Linked DNA regions of Homo sapiens: all the other regions are linked to region 2. A link is a loop called in an ENCODE intact Hi-C map of the cell type or tissue named here. Cell type or tissue: Caco-2. All regions are shown on one strand. Region 1 overlaps RAPGEF4 (Rap guanine nucleotide exchange factor 4). Region 2 overlaps MAP3K20 (mitogen-activated protein kinase kinase kinase 20). Region 3 overlaps RAPGEF4 (Rap guanine nucleotide exchange factor 4). Region 4 overlaps RAPGEF4 (Rap guanine nucleotide exchange factor 4).

Region 1 (2,500 bases), 56 kb after region 2:
GTTCATTTTACCACACTGCATATTCCAGGCTTTTTTTATTATTATTCGGAGCACAATTTGAAACTAAAATGACACTCTGTTTAATTTTCTCACACTGGTAGTCATTGATCTGCATTCATACCTTCAGAGGAAATGCCACTGAATTCAGGAGGAGTATATTTAACCTGCATGGTATTCAAAAATTGCCGGAAGAGCTTAGCTCCCATAAACTATGCCAGTGACCTTGCTAAATAGGTATGTTAAACACTCAAATGTATAATTTTCTACAGGCGCTTTTGGTAAAAACATTCTTCTTTTTCACATCTTCCAGCAAACCTCATTATCCTTCTTGTGACCCTGTAGGCATCTCATTTTCTTTTGGCTTGTTTGCAAGTTTTAAAGTATTAACTGCATCTCCTGCCTCAGGAAGGGTTGCTTGGCTACTACTCTACATTTTTAGAGTGCGAATTCTATTATTTTACCACTGCTACCTTCAAGAATGGAGTTTGATGCATTTTCAAAGAAGCTAGAAATACTTAAAAATGTCTTATCTTTATTAAGTACAGTAAGTTATTCTCATGTGGAAGAACAAGGGGAACATACATGGGGAATATGTATTAATTTTGAATAATGTTGAAACTATATTAAAATAAGATCGTAAGTTGGCATTCACCATGGAATTGGGGAGAAGTGCTGCTGTATATAGAATGCTAGCTTTCAGTAAAGTAGGAATAAAGACAAGCAAAACAAGAGCAAGGATGCCCCAGGAACGGGCTCCCAGCTTCGTTCATCATCTTTGTAAATTATCTAGAAAAGAAACTATAAAGGATATCTAAAGGAAAATATATAAAAGTGGAACCTTTGCAGCTGACATTGAGGTCTATCAGATAGTGAAATACTGAACGATAATGATTTCAAGAAAATTTATTCAGTGACCTTCTTTTATTGTCTAGTAAATCCCAGACACTGCACTTGCCTCCAGAGGCAGGTGTAATACCGCAGAAAACACCGCCTCTGGTTCTGGGGACCCTGAAATTTTATATGAATGAACACAGAGAGGCATTTGCCTGCTTTGGCATTTCTGAAAGTGGACTTTAATTGTGGGATGTTAAAAGGGATTACAATAGGACTTCTCAGAGCCTTCAGTGTGAGTGAATACTGGGAATCATTTCTATGAATGGGGTATATTATGCAGTGGTCCCCACATTTATTTGAAGATAGAATCTTGGTTTTGTTTTTGGCTTTGTATGTGTGTGTTTGTTTTTGGAGGGACAATATGTGAACTTGTGAGACTAGAATAGGCTGGAACACACTCTGGAAAATGCTGACTTATTAAAAAAAATAGAGGCATGTCTGGAATTTAAAGAATTTTGGATATCTCTTCATCAAATATTTGCTAAGTACTTAAATCACTGAGAAATGGCATGAGGCCCCACACAAGGGAGCTCTAAAATCCAGTGCCCCTTCAGAGCAGCAATGCTCCTAATTGCCGAAAAGTGAACACAACAGACAAATGTCTGTCAACTGATAAATGGATAAACAAAATGTAGTCTATTTATAGAATGGAATATTACATGGCCATAAAAATAAATGAAGTACTGGTACAAGCTATAATATGGTCAACCTTGAAAACATTATGCTAAGTGAAAGAAACCAGACGCAAAAGGCCTCATACTGTATGATTCCACTCATATGAAACATCCAGAGTAAATCTGAAGACAAAGAAAGCAGATTCGTGGTTGCCAGAGGTTGGAGGGAGAGGAGAAGAAGAAGTGACTGCTAATGAGTTCAGAGTTTCTTTTAGGGATGAGGAGAATGTTCTGAAGTTAGATAGTGATGATGGTTATCTATACAACTTTGTAAATATACTAAAAATCACTGGATTCTGCACTTTAAAAGAATGAATTTTATAATATGTGTATTTTGTGTCATTAAAAGATCCAACACCCCACCATACCAAATGGTTACCCCTTTCATATTATAGGAATTGAGATGAACACAACCATTTCTTGTCGACAATTATATTTAGTGAAGATACTAGATGTTATTTACAGAAGATATACATACATACAATTCCTACACATTAAATGTAGTCTAATTGTGAAAACAGGAAAAAATGTACTTCAAAATTACGTACTAAATAAAATAAATAAAAAGTAATTATTTGGCACAGTATCTATTATGTAGCAAATAAATAACTCCATACCATTGATTGAATGAACTATTTACAATCTTTGAAAGTGCAAAACAATTACTGAAAATTAAGATATTTGTAATAACATTTAAGTCCAGAAAATATGTTTTCATCAGGTACAATAAATTTGTAGCCAATAGTAAAGGTTTTTAATGCCCAGGAAAATATTTCAATTTTGAAAAATGTTTTATGCATATTGTGCTCTTCTGAAATGTTATTTTCTACTTTAACGCTGGCAAATTTAAGAATCTTGGCATTTCTTAGTGGAATTCTTATGTATATAATCCTGATTTGTAAATTTTGAAAAGTTACATTGTAAACATAAAT
Region 2 (2,500 bases):
AAAGTAGAACTACCATTTGATCCAGCAATCCCACTACTGGGAATCTACCCAAAGGAAAAGAAGTCATTATTTGAAAAAGATACTTACACACGCATGTTTATAGCAGCATTGGGTCAAAAACAATTGCAAAATCATGGAACCAACCCAAATGCCCATCAATCAACGAGTGGATAAAGAAACTGTGGTCTATATATATGATGGAATACTACACAGCCATAAAAAGCAATGAATTAACAGCATTTGCAGTGATCTGGATGAGATTGGAGGAGATTATTATTCTAAGTGAAGTAACTCAGGAATGGAAAACCAAACATCATATATTCTCACTGATATGTGGGAGCTAAGCTATGAGGACGCAAATGCATAAGAATGATGCAATGGGCTTTGGGGATTTGGGGGAAAGAGTAGGGGCGGGGCAAGGGATAGAAGACTACAAATATGGTGCAGTGTATACTGCTCTGGTAATGAGGCACCCAAATCTCACAAATCACCACTAAAGAACTTGCTCATGTAACCAAATACCACCTGTACCCCAATAACTTATGGAAAAAAATTTTTTTTAATTAGCCAGGCATGGTGGCATGTGCCTATAGTCCCAGCTACTCAGGAAGCTAAGGTGGAAGGAACATCTGAGCCCAGGAGGTCAGGGCTGCAGTGAGCCATGATCACACCACTGCACTCCAGCCTGGGTGACAAAGCAAGATCCTGTCTCAAAAAAAAAAAAAAAAAAAAAAAAAAAAAATATATATATATATATATATATATATATATATATATATATATGTATAACATATATTATATATATTTTATTATTTATATATATCAAGTTGTATTAAAATAACTGTTTCTGTTTAAAGTTAAAAAGATAATTTTACTTATTTCCTACTTATTACTAACTTGACTTAATAATATCTTAAAAGGAGGAGGATCATTAAACATTCCTTTGGGGGAGACAAATACATCACGTCCCATCCCCCAACTAGGTTGCCTAATCTACTAGGAAGGATGAGAAAGACATTTCTCATCTGCAACTGCATCAAATGGGAACCCAAACTGAAAGATGGTTTTCATTTTTTAAAAAATTACAAGCCTTAAAATATGTTTCTGGAAACGTATCATATTAGCATTTTATGATTGTAGACAATTCAGCTATGTGAATTGAAAGAATTCTACAAACGGGCTCAACAAGAAAAGTGAGAAATTTAGGAAGACTTTTTGTTTGTAGACACAAATAGCGGGCCCTTCTACCTGGCGCCAGTGCCCTTCCAGAGAGCAGAGAAGGTCACCATACACTCTCTTTTCTAAACTCTCCTCTGAATGAGAGTTAATGGGGAATCTATCTCCCTCTCTCTGCAGACCCTGCTAAGATAAACAGGTGTGAAATACTTCTTTCTTTATACACAGTTCTTAAAAAGGAAGATTTCTTCTTACTCAACTTGACAAATATCTGTGGGTAGACATTCCAGAGCCTTTATGGGTTTACTAAAACAAACAGAAAAAAAAAAACCACCATAATAAACGGAAAGACATATTTCAAATACCACCCAAGCATTGGTTTCATGTACTGGTGACAAGTACTGGTTTTCACCTACAGAGCATATACAGATTTCTCCCCTTTATAATCACCAGATGTGGAGAGAGCTATAAACAAAGGCAAAACCCTAAAGCATTATTGCTTAGTAACCAAAAGTTTTATTTGTATTCTTACAGAATACTAAAGGAAGGTGCCTAGTGCCCAGATAAATTCAAGTTACATTTAACTTAAAATGTCTGCAGTATTTCTTCAGCTACCAATTACAACCTGGAGAAACTCTGAAGTAGAATTAATGTTTACTTTATATCACGTATCTGCTGAGCTTCATGATAGCAAATAAATTCGGAGAAAGAAAAAAGAGAAGTAAGGAGATTAAAATTCTGGGCCATCAATGACATTCTAGGAGAGTTGAAGCAGAAAATATCAAAAGCATATGAGTGTACTTTCAAGGTACTTTGCATGATTGAAAACTCAACAGAGGGGTGAACTGCCAATCTGTACAAAACAGACCAATTATAAAGATTTTTTACTGTCTCTGTCCCACAAGTAAGATTCCATGCCTTTGGTTAGTTTTGTTGTTTTGTTCTGATTATAAAAATAGAATGTGCTCACTGTTGCTGATTTGCATTGCCATACACAACTCTTAATACATATGCACATGCACTTTTCCAATTTTTGCTTACAACAAATTCCTAAAAGTGAGGATGATAGGTCGAAGGCATTTCATTTTAAAACTTCTGTCAATCTTTCAAACTGTCTTCTGGAAGGCTTACCATTTTAGACTTCCACCAAGAAAGTGTTATGCCCATCATTCCATTCCCTCACCAGCTATAAGTGTTTCAGTCCTTCTCATTTCTACCAATCTTATACATGGAACAATACCTCCAAATTATTCTATGATGCAATCATAATGAGCTGATATAACAATGATTCCTAAGTGAGAGATCTCAATTTCCAGAGGACAAG
Region 3 (2,500 bases), 61 kb after region 2:
ATACATGCCCCTGCCCCCTGTGAGAAGAAACTCATCAGTATAATTATCACATAGAAATAATACCACAGCGAACTGCAGAGCACATTGTGTTTAATTTCCTCTGCTTCTCACTGGCAGTGTACTCTACACGTACAATATACTGTAATTACATTGTACACATTCCCACAGTGTTTGTGAATCTATTCCTATAGCTTTATCTATAGATTGTTGACTTCAGAGCTGAGCAGCTGTTGTTTACCAGCAGTTACTGATAACTTCAACAAATGCAGTGGAGTTTTTTCTTTTTAAATACATTTTCCCCTTGGCTTCTCTAGGAGGTGACATAGAAGAATGCAAGATTTACTTCCAAAGAAGCTCATAAAACAAAGCATATTATTTTATGGTTCTTGAGCCTCACTGAAAACCTTCTTAAGGCTATAAACCCCCTCAGGCACACACGATTTGGCATATAATTTCAGGGTCCCCTTTTATCCCCGCTGCTGGATTTGGGATTATAAACTCCGGTTGTAACTGGTGTCACTTATCTATTCTTGTTTCCACTTGTACAACTGCTTTATGATCACATCTTTAAACACAACGTAAATTAATAGATGAAAACACATGAGACACTTTAATTCTGGCTGAATCCACATAAGAATAGTTGATGATATTGCAAGACTATTCACATTTTGGAAGTCAGAGAAGGCACAGTCATTTGAATCAGTTGCTCCCCAAATCAATGTCATTTTTCTTATATTTTTCCTCCCTATTCATTAAAAAATGAACATTTAGTAGTTCTGGTGTCCCATGTTAGCAAATCTGGCCATGAGCCAGTCCTGCTCTAGGAAGAACAAACAACTCTGACTAATAAAACAAGAACATCATAGTCTCTTAGCACTCGGTTTATTGGAGGAGACGGTACTGGTAGCCTCAGATTCATGTCTATGTCATAGTATCATATTGAGTTAATGAGATAAATTTCTTCAAGTGAGTCATACAATGAGCTTAGCAAAAACCTTTAGTGTTCACCTTCTCATTTCCAGACCAGATTGAGGGAGCCAAAGCTCCACCCCCACCACCAAAGTCCCAGCCCAGAAGAAACAGTAGCACTGGTCTAGTATGACCATCTGGTGCTATGATGCAACTTAACTCCCAACAGACTAAAATTGTTATTTATTATTAGTAATTTTTTTATATTAAAGTATTATACCAGTTCTTGTGATAGATGTTCAGATTTTAAAAGAGCACCTCAAATTCATGTGGGAATACTAGAAATATAATATGAAATCCTGTTTTTGGACCTTTTACGAATGTGCTATAAACATTAATGCATTCTTGCAACACCCTGAAAGACAATAAATATTATCTTTCCTGGTTTATAATTGACTGAACTGAGTCATCAAGGGCTGATGTGAGTTTCTCAACATGGAGCAATGAGTCATAAAGAGAGTTGGTTTGAGGCAGGATTTGTTGGCAGTCGTACTTTAGTTGTCTCCAGCTGCACTGGATAGAGCAAATTAAATCTCTTTAAATTCATTCACAAAATAATATTCCTATGGTGATTTTCTAGTTTCACAACAATGTAAATATGTTCTAGTTTAAAACAGCAAAAAAAATCTTTAAACTCAAGGCCCCTATCTCATGGAATTCATGGTCCAAAGTGTCTCTGACACAGTCAGATATTTCCCAGGCTCCAAGGGTGTCTCAATGGCCTCATTAAGAAGACCTTAATCACCAACATCTACATTGTAAGAGGTGGCAGCACTTAACTTACTGAAGGGTTGGCTCCTGTAGTATCTCACTGTTCTGGCCGTATTTGCAATCATGCGCTAAAAGGAATATAGAAAAAAGAAAGATAGAAATTCAAGTAAGCGTAGAGTACAATCCAAAAAGGAAAACAAACCATTTCTGCAATACTTGGTACCATGAGAAGTGACATGTTCTGAGATGTTGACTATCTGAAGGCAACTAGCTGATGTATAACTTGTTTAATTATTTCAAAGGGGTACCCACATACATACAAGGCATTTTCAGGTAAGGAATATTAATGGCATAACTCTCATAATTGTTGGCATATTCCCCATGATGTAAAAAACATCTATCATGCCTGAGACTGTACATTAGTGCTTTTTCACCATCCTTTCTTGAGGTTGCCATGAATTTGTAAGAGAATCTGTAACTATCCTAGATGTGGAGAAGGGTTAGCTTATCAAGTTCCTCACAGTAAATAAGACTCACTAATGAGGTATGAGATTTTATTGGCTGAACAGCAAGTCAAAATATTCTACCTTCACATTTTTGCTACACACTCTGTATTACTGACCTCTCTAATCTTCCAGCAAAAGTTTGCATTTTAATGTTAATCCTGATGATTTGATTCCCTCCTTCCCTCCCTTCTTCCTCCTTTCTGATTATAACACTAACATATACACATCTTAGAAATTCAGAAAACAGGCCAGGTGCAGTGGCTCACGCCTGTAATCCCAGCACTTTGGGAGGCCGAGGCGGGTGGATCACGAGG
Region 4 (2,500 bases), 82 kb after region 2:
CCTTTGGTGTGCTGGGACAATGGGTCTGAGTTCAGGAGCTGAAGGTTATTTAGAAGACACCTGGGGCTAAAGGCAGGTATACAATCGCATCTATGTGTTTGCCTCTGTCCTTTATGTGATCTTGAAAGAACAAATGCAGGGCTGTAGACCTGCCTTTCTAGTCACTGCCTTGTTATCAGCTAACTTTATTACCCTATGTAAGTCATGAAATTTCTCTATGCCTCCACGAATGTAAACAGAGGAATAAGAACATCTGCTTCCACCAACTTCACACAGTTCTGGGCAGGCAAAGAGCTTAAAACAAATATGTTGAAGTTCTCTAAAAATATAAAGTAAAACAGATGCTACTGTCACGAGGTTTCAACCTCATTCTTGTAGATCTCGGATTTAAAAAGTCTACAGTCTTCTTCAGCTGGGCTGTGTAAATAGCTTCTCTACAGGACGGCAAATGTAGCACAGGGCTTAATAATGGTTAAATAACATAAACTAATTTATACTGAAGGCCAAGTCCACCTACTCATTCACCTAAACAGAAGGGAGAGGGATAAGAAAAGCAAAAATATATATATATAAAAAAAAGTCCTGGGTGTTCTGAAAGGCTCTCCCATGTTGCCTCTGTAAAATAACAGGATCAGGCCCCAAAAGATTTTCTGGCTTCCCACATTTGTGTGCAGATTGCCTCTCTCTTCTTGTTGCATTGGGCACTGCCAGGCTAAGGTGAAGAGAGAGAGTGTGCTTCTTCTAACGGGAAAGCACATCTTGTCATAGTTTCCATAATCAGCTCATTCCAAATATGTGAAGGCATTTGTCCCTTGCCATAAGGCTGTGCAGACTACCAGGGAAGTGGCTATACTCTGAACCAGAAATTCACAGGCACCATTTTACCAAGCCTTTCTTAAAATAGCCAGCTTTGCCATATTAACAGATAGCAGCTTTTGAATCCAAGGGATTTGGTATTCTATTGAACCCTCAAGTTGTTGGCAAATAATTCCAGGCATCTGGCAAACTGATATCTATAAAATGTCAAGCAGCCTTTACTTCTTTGTTTAGCCCAGGAAATCAAACTCCATGTTTGATTTTGGGTCAAGAAAATTGTCTAGCTGGGGTCACTTGTGCTCTCAGCCTTCCTGTGTGCTAGAGCTCCCTGCATTTAGAAAGGAAAGAAGTCTCACAGCCATAGGCCACATTTAGCATTTTATTTTTAGCACTGTGGTGATACCAAAAACATGGAAGTAAACAGGAGGTTGTCAGGCATATCTAAATAGCAGGAGAAGATTAAATTCATGTCAGGGAGAACTCTAACTGGCCCCTGTAGTAAAAAAATTGTTTCCCATGAAGTGCTGTTTAATAGAATATTTATAAGATAGATGCTTCTTTTTCTGATGTTTGTAGTGATGATTTTCATGTACCAGGTTAGCTCGCATGCATTTTACCGATTTAATTCTGTCTGGGCTGGATGTGCTGCTGTACATGCATGCTGCACTGCCCTCTACTGGTGAGAATGTGTCATGCTGGACATTGACTTCAAGATCTTTTCAACTGAACTTTCGAAGTATAAGGGAACTTGGTTTACGGAAGGAATTTTAAACTAAAGGAGGCAAAACCGTCTGAGTAGAAAGCAAAGAGCAAAGAGAGGTCACAACTTCGACTCCAGCATCAGTGCTGTAAAGAAGTTAATTTATCTATTGATGTTAAATGCTACAAAATATAGGAGAGATCCATTACAAGAGTTTGGTTATTCCTAAGACCCTGTGTTTGGCCCTCTAGCAGTTCCTAGATCCTGCTTTTCTTTTTAAGGTGTAGTCTAAGAAAACAAAATGAAAACACAGCTCAACATTTTTTTTTCTCTTTCCAAGCTAAATATACTTACTGGGCTGCTATCTTAATAAATTTTTTTAATAGCTGAACACGCTTGCTGAGCTGAGAACAAAGGCAGATCTCAGTGACGACCCAAAACTGAATTTCATTAAATCTCCTCAGGAACAAATCCAAGTTTGCTGTGGTCTTTTTAAAATTATGCCTTCCAAATGTGTGATAGATTAGCTCCAGCTAGAAAATAAAGGAAAACAATTTTGCTTATTTTTTTTTAAATCAAAACACCAGCAGGTTTCTCTATTTGTCAAGACAGTGTTTTACTGGTCAGCAAATGTGAAGTCAATCAGACTTGAAGGGCTTCCATGAGGTTTGTTAAATATATAAATATAAACTAGGTTTTACTGGCTTAATATACACAGGAAGACACGGCATACTGTAAAGATTTTTCTTTAATACTCAAAGGCTTTATAGCATGCTTTATTTATAAGCTCAGTATGCAAAAAAATGGTCATGTGGTTTCCATATTGTAGCACATATTAGCACTTACAAACTAAGCAATGCCAGCAGCCTTTATCCTTGCTATCTCAGCTACTAACACATCTGATCCTGCATCTTACCTCATGCACGCAGTTGAAGAGTTCCCAATCATAAATTGTCATCTGGTATGCTAAATCTTTGGAGCTCA

What was found. Hi-C counts contacts between places; a loop is a spot of excess contacts. Peaks named below come from ENCODE experiments on the same cell type or tissue, not always from the same donor. Only the 100,000 strongest peaks of a DNase experiment are listed, where the experiment ranks them.
Region 1: a loop joins it to region 2, with 7 times the contacts of the local background. A loop is called at or near these places in 3 of 110 quality-filtered maps.
Region 3: it touches region 2 in a loop (6-fold over the local background); 5 of 110 quality-filtered maps call a loop at or near these places.
Region 4: a loop joins it to region 2, with 5 times the contacts of the local background. A loop is called at or near these places in 7 of 110 quality-filtered maps.

The regions. Positions count from the first base shown.
Region 1 is chr2:173,052,378-173,054,877 of GRCh38, reverse strand. RAPGEF4 (Rap guanine nucleotide exchange factor 4) reads right to left here. Exons shown (of 31, transcript NM_007023.4): 31 at 1,985-2,500. Among named protein-coding and RNA genes, the nearest start is that of MAP3K20, 22 kb to the left of the region's middle. In Caco-2, no CTCF peak of the experiment used is centred here; a DNase peak (open chromatin) is centred at 1,417.
Region 2 is chr2:173,108,484-173,110,983 of GRCh38, reverse strand. All of the region lies in intron 2 of MAP3K20 (mitogen-activated protein kinase kinase kinase 20), which reads right to left. Among named protein-coding and RNA genes, the nearest start is that of MAP3K20, 34 kb to the right of the region's middle. In Caco-2, no CTCF peak of the experiment used is centred here; a DNase peak (open chromatin) is centred at 1,257.
Region 3 is chr2:173,047,908-173,050,407 of GRCh38, reverse strand. It overlaps RAPGEF4 (Rap guanine nucleotide exchange factor 4), which reads right to left. Exons shown (of 31, transcript NM_007023.4): 30 at 1,754-1,808. Among named protein-coding and RNA genes, the nearest start is that of MAP3K20, 27 kb to the left of the region's middle. In Caco-2, no CTCF peak of the experiment used is centred here; a DNase peak (open chromatin) is centred at 1,047.
Region 4 is chr2:173,026,630-173,029,129 of GRCh38, reverse strand. RAPGEF4 (Rap guanine nucleotide exchange factor 4) reads right to left here. Exons shown (of 31, transcript NM_007023.4): 24 at 2,433-2,500; 25 at 1,871-2,049. Among named protein-coding and RNA genes, the nearest start is that of MAP3K20, 48 kb to the left of the region's middle. In Caco-2, a CTCF peak has its summit at 1,470 (motif pointing left); a DNase peak (open chromatin) is centred at 1,469.